Regions from separate parts of the Homo sapiens genome. Here region 1 is linked to region 2. Evidence: chromatin contacts called from ENCODE Hi-C or POLR2A ChIA-PET data. All regions are on one chromosome and are shown on one strand. Each heading gives the region's core, a stretch centred on a gene start or an enhancer-like site at or near the end of the contact. The rest is flanking DNA. Distances are from core to core; before and after follow the strand shown. Region 1 has its middle 3.6 kb from the start of TRC-GCA15-1. Region 2 holds the start of ZNF777 (zinc finger protein 777).

Region 1 (4,033 bases), core at 842-3,341, 120 kb after region 2:
CTCTAGACCCTGTTTGCCTGGGTAAAACCAGCGGAGGCTGCAGAAGAGCCAATATTGCTGAACAGCAAATGTTGCTCCCTGATCACTCCTCTGGAAGCTTCATCTCAGAGGGGTACCTGGCCGTGTGAGGTGTCAGTCAGCCCCTACTGGAGGGTGCCTCCCAGTTAGGCTACTCAGGGGTCAGGGACCTACATGAGGGGGCAGTCTGTCCATTCTCAGATCTCAAACTCCGTGCTGGGAGAACCACTGCTCACTTCAAAGCTGTCAGACAGGGACATTTAAGTCTGCAGAGGTTTCTGCTACCTTTTATTTGGCTATGCCCTGCCCCCAGAGGTGGAGTCTACAGAGGCAAGCAGGCCTCCTTGAGCTGCGGTGGGCTCCACCCAGTTCGAGCTTCCCAGCTGCTTTGTTTACCTACTCAAGCCTCAGCAATGGTGGGCGCCCCTACCCCAGCCTCGCTGCCGCCTTGCAGATCGATCTCGGACTGCTGTGCTAGCAATGAGCGAGGCTCCGTGGGCGTGGGGCCCTCCGAGCCAGGTGCGGGATATAATCTCCTGGTGTGCCGTTTGCTAAGACCGTTGGAAAAGCGCAGTATTGGGGTGGGAGTGACCCGATTTTCCAGGTGGCGTCTGTCACCGCTTCCCTTGGCTAGGAAAGGGAATTCCCTGACCCCTTGAGCTTCCCAGGTGAGGCGATGCCTCAACCTGCTTTGGCTCATGCTCGGTGGGCTGCACCCACTGTCCTGCCCCCACTGTCCAACAAGCCCCAGTGAGATGAACCCGGTACCTCAGATGGAAATGCAGAAATCACCAGTCTTCTGTGTTGCTCACGCTGGGAGCTGTAGACTGGAGCTGTTCCTATTTGGCCATCTTGGAACCGCCCCCCACTACGACATTTTAAATAGGTGTCTACGTTTTAACTTCTTCCTTATTAGACACTAGGGTAAAGGTTTCATTATTTTCTGAAATCAGCAAATGCTGAGGCTAGAAAGTGGTGGTTCTTAACCCCAGATATAAATTAGAATCACTTGAAGAGTCCATGAAAGTGCCATTTCCCAGGCCTCACACCAGACCAATTAAATCAGAGCATCCAGGGTGGGGCCCAGGCATGATAAAAGCTCCCAGGAGGCTCTAGACTGTAGCAAAGGGCAAGACCCCACTTTAGCAGAGCTTCCAAGAAGCCTCCGTAGCCCAAGTCTCCCTGTTCCCACTCTGCCTCTTCTTATTCATCCTTAGGTGAACCCCAAATATCTAGAGAAAGGTCTCCATTAATTATGAAAGTGTATTTTGCCAAGGACGCAGATGCGTGTCTGTGACACTGACTCAGGGCGTCCTGACAACCTGTTCCAAAGGTGGTAGGGGCACAGCTTGGTTTTATACATTTTAGGGACACATGAGCTATTAATCAATACGTGTAAGATGTACACTCGTTCCATCCAGAAAGGTGGGACAACACCAGGCGAAGGTGGGACAACTGGAAGCTGGGAGGGGGCTTCCAGGTCATAGGTAGAGAAGAGACAAAAGGTTGCACTCTTTTGCATTTCTGATGAGCCTCTCTAAAGGAGGCAATCTGATAGAGATTTATCTCATAATCAGAGGGGTGACTTTGAATAAAATGGGAGGCAGGTTTGCCCTAAGCAGGTCTCAGCTGGACTTTTCCATTTAGCTTAGTGATTTGGGGCCCCCAAGATTGAATTTCATTTCACACTTATGTAGACAGCACTTAAAACTGGACCAGAGGCCGGGCGCAGTGGCTCACACCTGTAATCCCAGCACTTTGGGTGGCCAAGGCGGGCAGATCACGAGGTCAGGACATCGAGATCATCCTGGCTAACACGGTGAAACCTCGTCTGTACTAAAAATACAAAAAATTAGCCAGGCGTGGGGGTGGGTGGCTGTAGTCCCAGCTACTCAGGAGGCTGAGGCAGGAGAATGGCGTGAACCCGGGAGGCGGAGCTTGCAGTGAGCCAAGATCATGCCACTGCACTCCAGCCTGGGCGACAGAGTGAGACTGCGTCTCAAAAAACCAAAACCAAAACCAAAACCAAAACCAAAACCAAAACCAAAACCAAAACCAAAAACAAAACGAAACAAAACAAAAAAACTGGACCAGAACAGCATCTTCCAGGAACAAAGGCTGTTTCAACATTTCCTAGTTGTCTTAATTTTTCCCTTGCCTGATCCAGACATTCTCTCTGGGATGGGGTGGTATTGGTCTTCTATTTCCAAGACAAACCACCAGGATCTATAGCTCAATCAGTAAGCCCTTATAAGGCCAAGACAGTTTGCAGAGGATGAAATGTCAACATGTTAAAGTGTAAGTAAAGTTCTACGTTGTGTTCAGATGTTCCAATTATCAACGGCAATTTTACATCATAGTTAAGCTTTAAAGGTGAACTTCTGCAGAAGGGATCACTGAATTACATCAACCATCTCAAAAACTAGAGGATGTCATGGCGTTCTATGCTTTAGAGAACAAACAGCTTTTTTGACACAAATCTTAAAATTCATAGAGGTTCAACTATACAGCATAGAATTCTGAAGCACAATTCATGATTTTTAGTATCCCTTATACTAATCATGTTTTATGAACCTTTTTAAAAACTACCTTATATTTAATAATTCTTCAGATTTATATAAACAACATAAGTTTATACTTTAGATAGGTTGAAAACATGTTCTGGTAATAAAAGTATTTGAAAGCAGCAAAGTCTTACTATCTTTACATTGAATGGCAGGAAAACACAACAGAGAAGCAGGCACTGAAGACAGAGCCTGGTCAAGTGTAGTGTCACTTGAGGCTCTGTCTAATTTGATCATTTTGCAAATGACACTTTGCTCTACTCCTCTGAGTTGAAAATATTCTGCATCCTGTGACTCTCCTTATTAGTATAAGATGTATGGCCTGAAAAACAGAACTTCTTTTATTTTCAATGATATGTTTCATAATTTCTTACTCATTAAAGCGGATTCTTTTAACAAGAGATGTGAACTTTTTATTTAGTATTTTTTTCCCTCCAAAAAGTGGCACTGGTAACTCAAACGATAAATGCTAGAGGGGATGGATACCCCATTCCCCATGGTGAGCTTATTTCACATTGCATGCCTGTTTCCCAATAGCTCATGTACCCCATCAATATATACCACTATGTACCTACAAAAACTTAAATTTTTAAGAGGTAGCTTTTGCTGTTTCAGTTCCACACTTAGAGCTTTGGCCTAGAACTTGGGTACTTGCCCCTTTCCTGTCCCTGCCCTCCAATACCTTCTGTTAGTAGAAATGGTCTCTTGGGGCAGCCTCCTTCCTGTATCCCCATTACTGTTTCAGCTCCTCTACCCAAGCCCGCCAGCCCTCCAGCTACTCTATAAACAGTCTTCTTCCACCTTAACCTTGCCCTGCAAGTCTGCCTTTTTATGACTCCTTGTACATTTGAAGGCCAGCTTTCCCCTAAAGCCATCCCTCCCCTTCAACTCCCAGAACAGAGGGTGGGGTCACCTTCTCAGTCACATTCTCCATGTTGCCCCCAAGCCCCAGCTCCTCCGCCATCCCTCCCTGCTTCCCTCTCTCAAAGACATCTCCTTCCACCACTCTCTCACCATTCATGTCTTCTCTGATATTTTACACTCCAGAAACATTGGACATTTTTAGAACCAGACTAACAAACCTATTTTCCTCACCGCCCTCTCCTTTTGTCCTCAGGAATGTCAAACACCACGACAGAATAACAATCCTATTTTCCTCACCACCTTCTCCTTTTGTCCCCAGGAATGTCAAACACCATGACAATGTGCTTCCAATGCTAAGGACTTCCAGTGCTAAGAGATTTCCATCTTCACAGCTCTACAAATGTTCACAAACTCTACTCACTGCAGCTCTCAAGGTGTGTGGTGAGACAGAGATTCAGCATTTTCCACCAGTGTCTTCTACCCTGCTTCTTGGTTATCAGCTGGGCACATGGCTTCCCCAAAGGAAAACTGCATTTCCCAGACCCTCTTGGAGCTGTGAGGCCACAGGCATAAGGCTGGTCAATGAG
Region 2 (3,866 bases), core at 187-2,686:
TGGGGCTGCCGCACCGTGCCACGGATGCCTTGCTACGTGACCTTGGGGCCGGCAGGGCGGGTCGCCGCCAGGTGTCTGTGCCTCAGTGTCTCCGTTCTGCGAAATGGGAGAGCCGCGTCAGCGCCGCGCCCGGGCCGGGGAAGGCTCCGCGGGGCCGAGCTCTGCGGAAAACGTGCCGGCGGCTACCCCGACGGACGCAGCGCGGGCCCCGCAGGGAGCGAGCGCGCCTCCGGGCGCCCCACCTCGGGGCCGCGTGTGTGCCGGGCCGGGCGTGAGAGCAGCCTCCCTCGCACGGACGGCGGCGAGGCCCGTAGCCCTCCCCCACCGCCCGGGTCAAGACGCGCGGGCCCCCTCCAGGGCGCCCCCACCCCCCGCGCCAACGTCGTAGCGTTTCTGCCCCTTACCGAGATCCCAGGCCGGGCCGCCGAGCCCGGGACACGCAGGCCGTCCCCGGGGCCCCGAGGCCGCGCGTCCGTGCGCGCGCGGGCCGCCCTCACAGGAGCCGGGGCCGCCTCGGCCATGGCCCTGCGCTGTCCGGCCCGGGCCCCCGGAGTCGCCGCCGCTACTGCCGCCGCCGCTACTGCGCGCGGCCCCACGCAGGCCCGGCCGCCCGGCGCTCTCCGCAGGCGGCGCCGGCCCAGCCCTGTCTTCCCCGCCGGGGCTCGCGCGCGGCCGTCGGGCCCCGGCCTGCTCGGGGCGCGCGGGGCGAGCGGGCGCGGGGTCGCGGAGCCCGAGCGGCGGCGTCGGAGCTGGGCGCGCGGCTGTGCGGGCGGCCCGGCCGGCTGCGTCCCGGCGGCGAGCTGGGCCCCGGCCCTCAACGGCGGCCCCCGGCCCGCGCGCCGCCCCTCTGCGGCCGCGGCTGGGACCCCAGCTCCGGCCCCGGCCCCGGCTGCGAGCTGCGCTGCCGTCCCGGCGCCTCTTTAGCAGGGGAGCTGCACAGCAGCTGCCATGTTGCTACAAACTGCATCCTGGGAGGCATGTCCCTCTCAGGCCGTTTAAAGAGAAACACTCCGAGGCTCGTCGGAGGCTGCCGGAACCCAGACAGCTCCATCTACAGCCGGTAGGAGCGAACAGTGTCGAGCGAGCCGCCCGGCGGCGACGGACACGCCCTGAGCCCGGGCCAGCCCGTCGTGGAGCCCGGGCCGAACCGCCGGGGCCTCCCACCCTCCAGGACCCTCCGGCCTCTCACCTGGGGTCCTCGCCTGCCCAGGCACCCTCGGGCGAGGCCGGGAGGCGCGCGGGCGGAGGCGCAGTCGGAGCGCGCAGCCCAGGCGACGTGCTGGGGTCTGGAGGCGGCTTGATTGGCTCCGACAGCCTTCCTCCCGCCGATCCCCTGCGCCTCTCACACCCAGAACCCGGGGTCGTTCCCTTTCAAAACCTGCGCTCACAAAGGGATCTAAGAAACCCGTCACACCAGAGAAAGCCCGGAGTTCATGTGACCAGCTCAGTGCAGCCCGGGTTCCAGGGACGCGGGCTGTGCTTCCAAGGGGAGCCAGGGGGTTGGGTGCTTTTGTGAAATGCCCGAGTGTTGTTTTCGACATGAAAGGACCGAATTCCTAGAATCAGACCCTGCTGGGGCTGGAAGTGGCCAGACGGGTCATTTAGGAGGAAACTGAGGCCGAGTGGGCAGCGACTTGTTTACCCTCAGTCACAGTATGAATGAATGCTCTTTGTAACCATGAGAAGTCCCAAAAGAAATGCAGGAGCTTAGAGTTGAGAACTCCCCTTCCTGGACAGGTCCACTTAAACATGTATTAATTGAATACCTACGAGGTGGCGAGAACTGGGGATGAATTGAAAAGGAAAAAAAAAGAAGAAACTATAGGCAGGCGTCCTGGTTACTAGCGATGAAGCCCAACTGGAACTAACTTAAGTGAGGGAAGACGGCGGGGGGGAGCAGAGGACATTGTGTTTACCTAATGGAACCCCAGGAGTGGAGCTGGTCTTGGAAGGCAACAGGACTCAGTATGCTGGCAGCTCAGATAATGGAAAGTTATGGCCAGACGTGGTGGCTCATGCCTGTAATCCCAGCACTTTGGGAGGCTGAGGTGGGCAGATCACGAGGTCAAGAGATCGAGACCAACCTGGCTAACGTGATGAAACCCTGTCTCTACTAAAAATACCAAAATTAGCTGGACGTGGTGGCGCGGCCCTGTAGTCCCAGCTACTTGGGAGGCTGAGGCAGGAGAATCTCTTGAACCCGGGAGGCAGAGGTTGCAGTGAGCCGAGATCGCCCCACTGCACTCCAGCCTAGGGGACAGATCAAGACTCCGTCTCAAAAAACAAAAAAAAGGAAAGTTACAGATAGAGGTAAGGCCAGAGCTATGCATCCTGTCCCCTCCCTTCCCGGAGGCTAGAGTTCTCACCCAGGTCTTTATGCATTAACTAACATGTGTGCATTCGTAAACAATGCACACTACTGGTTTTGGTATTTTTACATTTTATGTGAATGATATTATCCAGTCCCTATCCTGTTGCAACTTGCTTTTTTCCATGGGTCATTTTGTTTTTGAGATACAGACATGTTTAAACAAGAATATCTGGTTCATTCATTTTACCCACAATATAGTATTTCATTGAATACATAAACTACAGTTTACGTTCCATTCCCCCTAGAGGAATGAGAACAAACCTGCTGCCAGCGACATCTGCATGCATGTCTCATTGTGCACTGCTAAAGTGCGTCTCTAGAGACGCCTAGACATGGGACTCTGGATGGCAAGAGCACCTTCATCTTTCCCCGGCTTCCCGAACTGCTCACTGAAGGGATGGTGCCTACTTACACACCCACTATCGTGTGATTTTCTCTTTCCCCATCCTGGCTCATACTTACTGATAATGGACTCAGAACGTTTGCCGACATGATGACTGTGAAATGGTAGCTCATTATTTTAATTTGTATTTGTATTTCCCTGATTAATGAAGTTGGACATCTTTTCATGTTTACTGACATTTGGTTTCTTCCTCTGTGAATTTCCTCTTCATATCATTTGCCAATGTTTCTGTTGTGAGATCTTTTTCTTATTGGCTTATAGGTATTTCATTAAAAATCTATTCTGGATCTTAATCATATCACCAAACATTTAATGTGATTACTAATACGATTGCATTTAAATCTACCATCTTACTAGTTATTTTCTGTGTGTTCCAGGTGTTCAGTGATACCTCTCTCTCTCTCTCTCTCTCTCCCCAACTGCCTGCTTTGAGGTTGAGGTTTTTTTTTTTAATTCTATTTTTATATTAGTATTCTATTTCTTAGTAATTTCTATTTTTCACCATTCTCTTACTAGTTACATATAATTTTAAATGGTTGTCCTCAGTTTTACAATATACATCTTTAATTTTCTAACAGTCTACATAAATTATGCCACTTCACATATGGTGTGATAACCTTACAACAGGTTATCCCTACCATCTTTTATACTGTTGTTAGCATACATTTTATGTTTATGTATATAATCTCCACAATACCTTGTTAGATGGGCAGATGGCAAATATCTTCTCCCAGCCTGTCTTTTAACATGTTTCATGGTAAGTGTTGCACAAACATTAAAATTATTTAAAGTATTATTTATATGCAGTGTAATGCACAGATTTCAAGTTTATGGCTTTTCTAGCTTTGACAAATGCAAAGACTTAAGTACTCCATACCTGCCATCAAGATATAAAACATTTCAGTCGGGCATGGTGGCTCATGCCTGTAATCCTAGCACTTTGGGAGGCCGAGGCAGGTGGATCACCTGAGGTCAGGAGTTCGAGACCAGCCTGGCCAACATGGTGAAACCCCATCTCTACTAAAAATACAAAAACTAGCTGGGCATGGTGGCGGGCGCCTGTAGTCCCAGCTACTCTGGAGGCTGAGGCAG

Evidence for each region. A loop is a pair of places that touch in the nucleus more often than their neighbours do. ChIA-PET counts read pairs that join two places held with the same protein, here RNA polymerase II (POLR2A). Pooled maps may share reads with other maps.
Region 1: a pooled map shows a loop between it and region 2 (2.0-fold over the local background). The contact joins the enhancer-like site here to the promoter of ZNF777 in region 2. A Hi-C loop is called at or near these places in 3 of 37 single-sample maps with no recorded cell type and 10 of 50 pooled maps. POLR2A ChIA-PET finds 5 or more read pairs at or near these places in 4 of 52 experiments (H1, activated naive CD4-positive, alpha-beta T cell and activated naive CD8-positive, alpha-beta T cell).

Annotation. Positions count from the first base shown.
Region 1 is chr7:149,579,065-149,583,097 of GRCh38, forward strand. It overlaps the pseudogene ZNF767P. Among named protein-coding and RNA genes, the nearest start is that of TRC-GCA15-1, 3.6 kb to the right of the region's middle. Within about 2 kb of position 2,092, at least 2 of the 41 ENCODE cell types and tissues checked have a DNase peak (open chromatin) inside an H3K27ac peak, as active enhancers do.
Region 2 is chr7:149,459,626-149,463,491 of GRCh38, forward strand. It overlaps ZNF777 (zinc finger protein 777), which reads right to left and starts at 1,437. Exons shown (of 6, transcript NM_015694.3): 1 at 1,190-1,437. RefSeq lists silencers at 98-457, 468-547, 838-907, 1,078-1,417.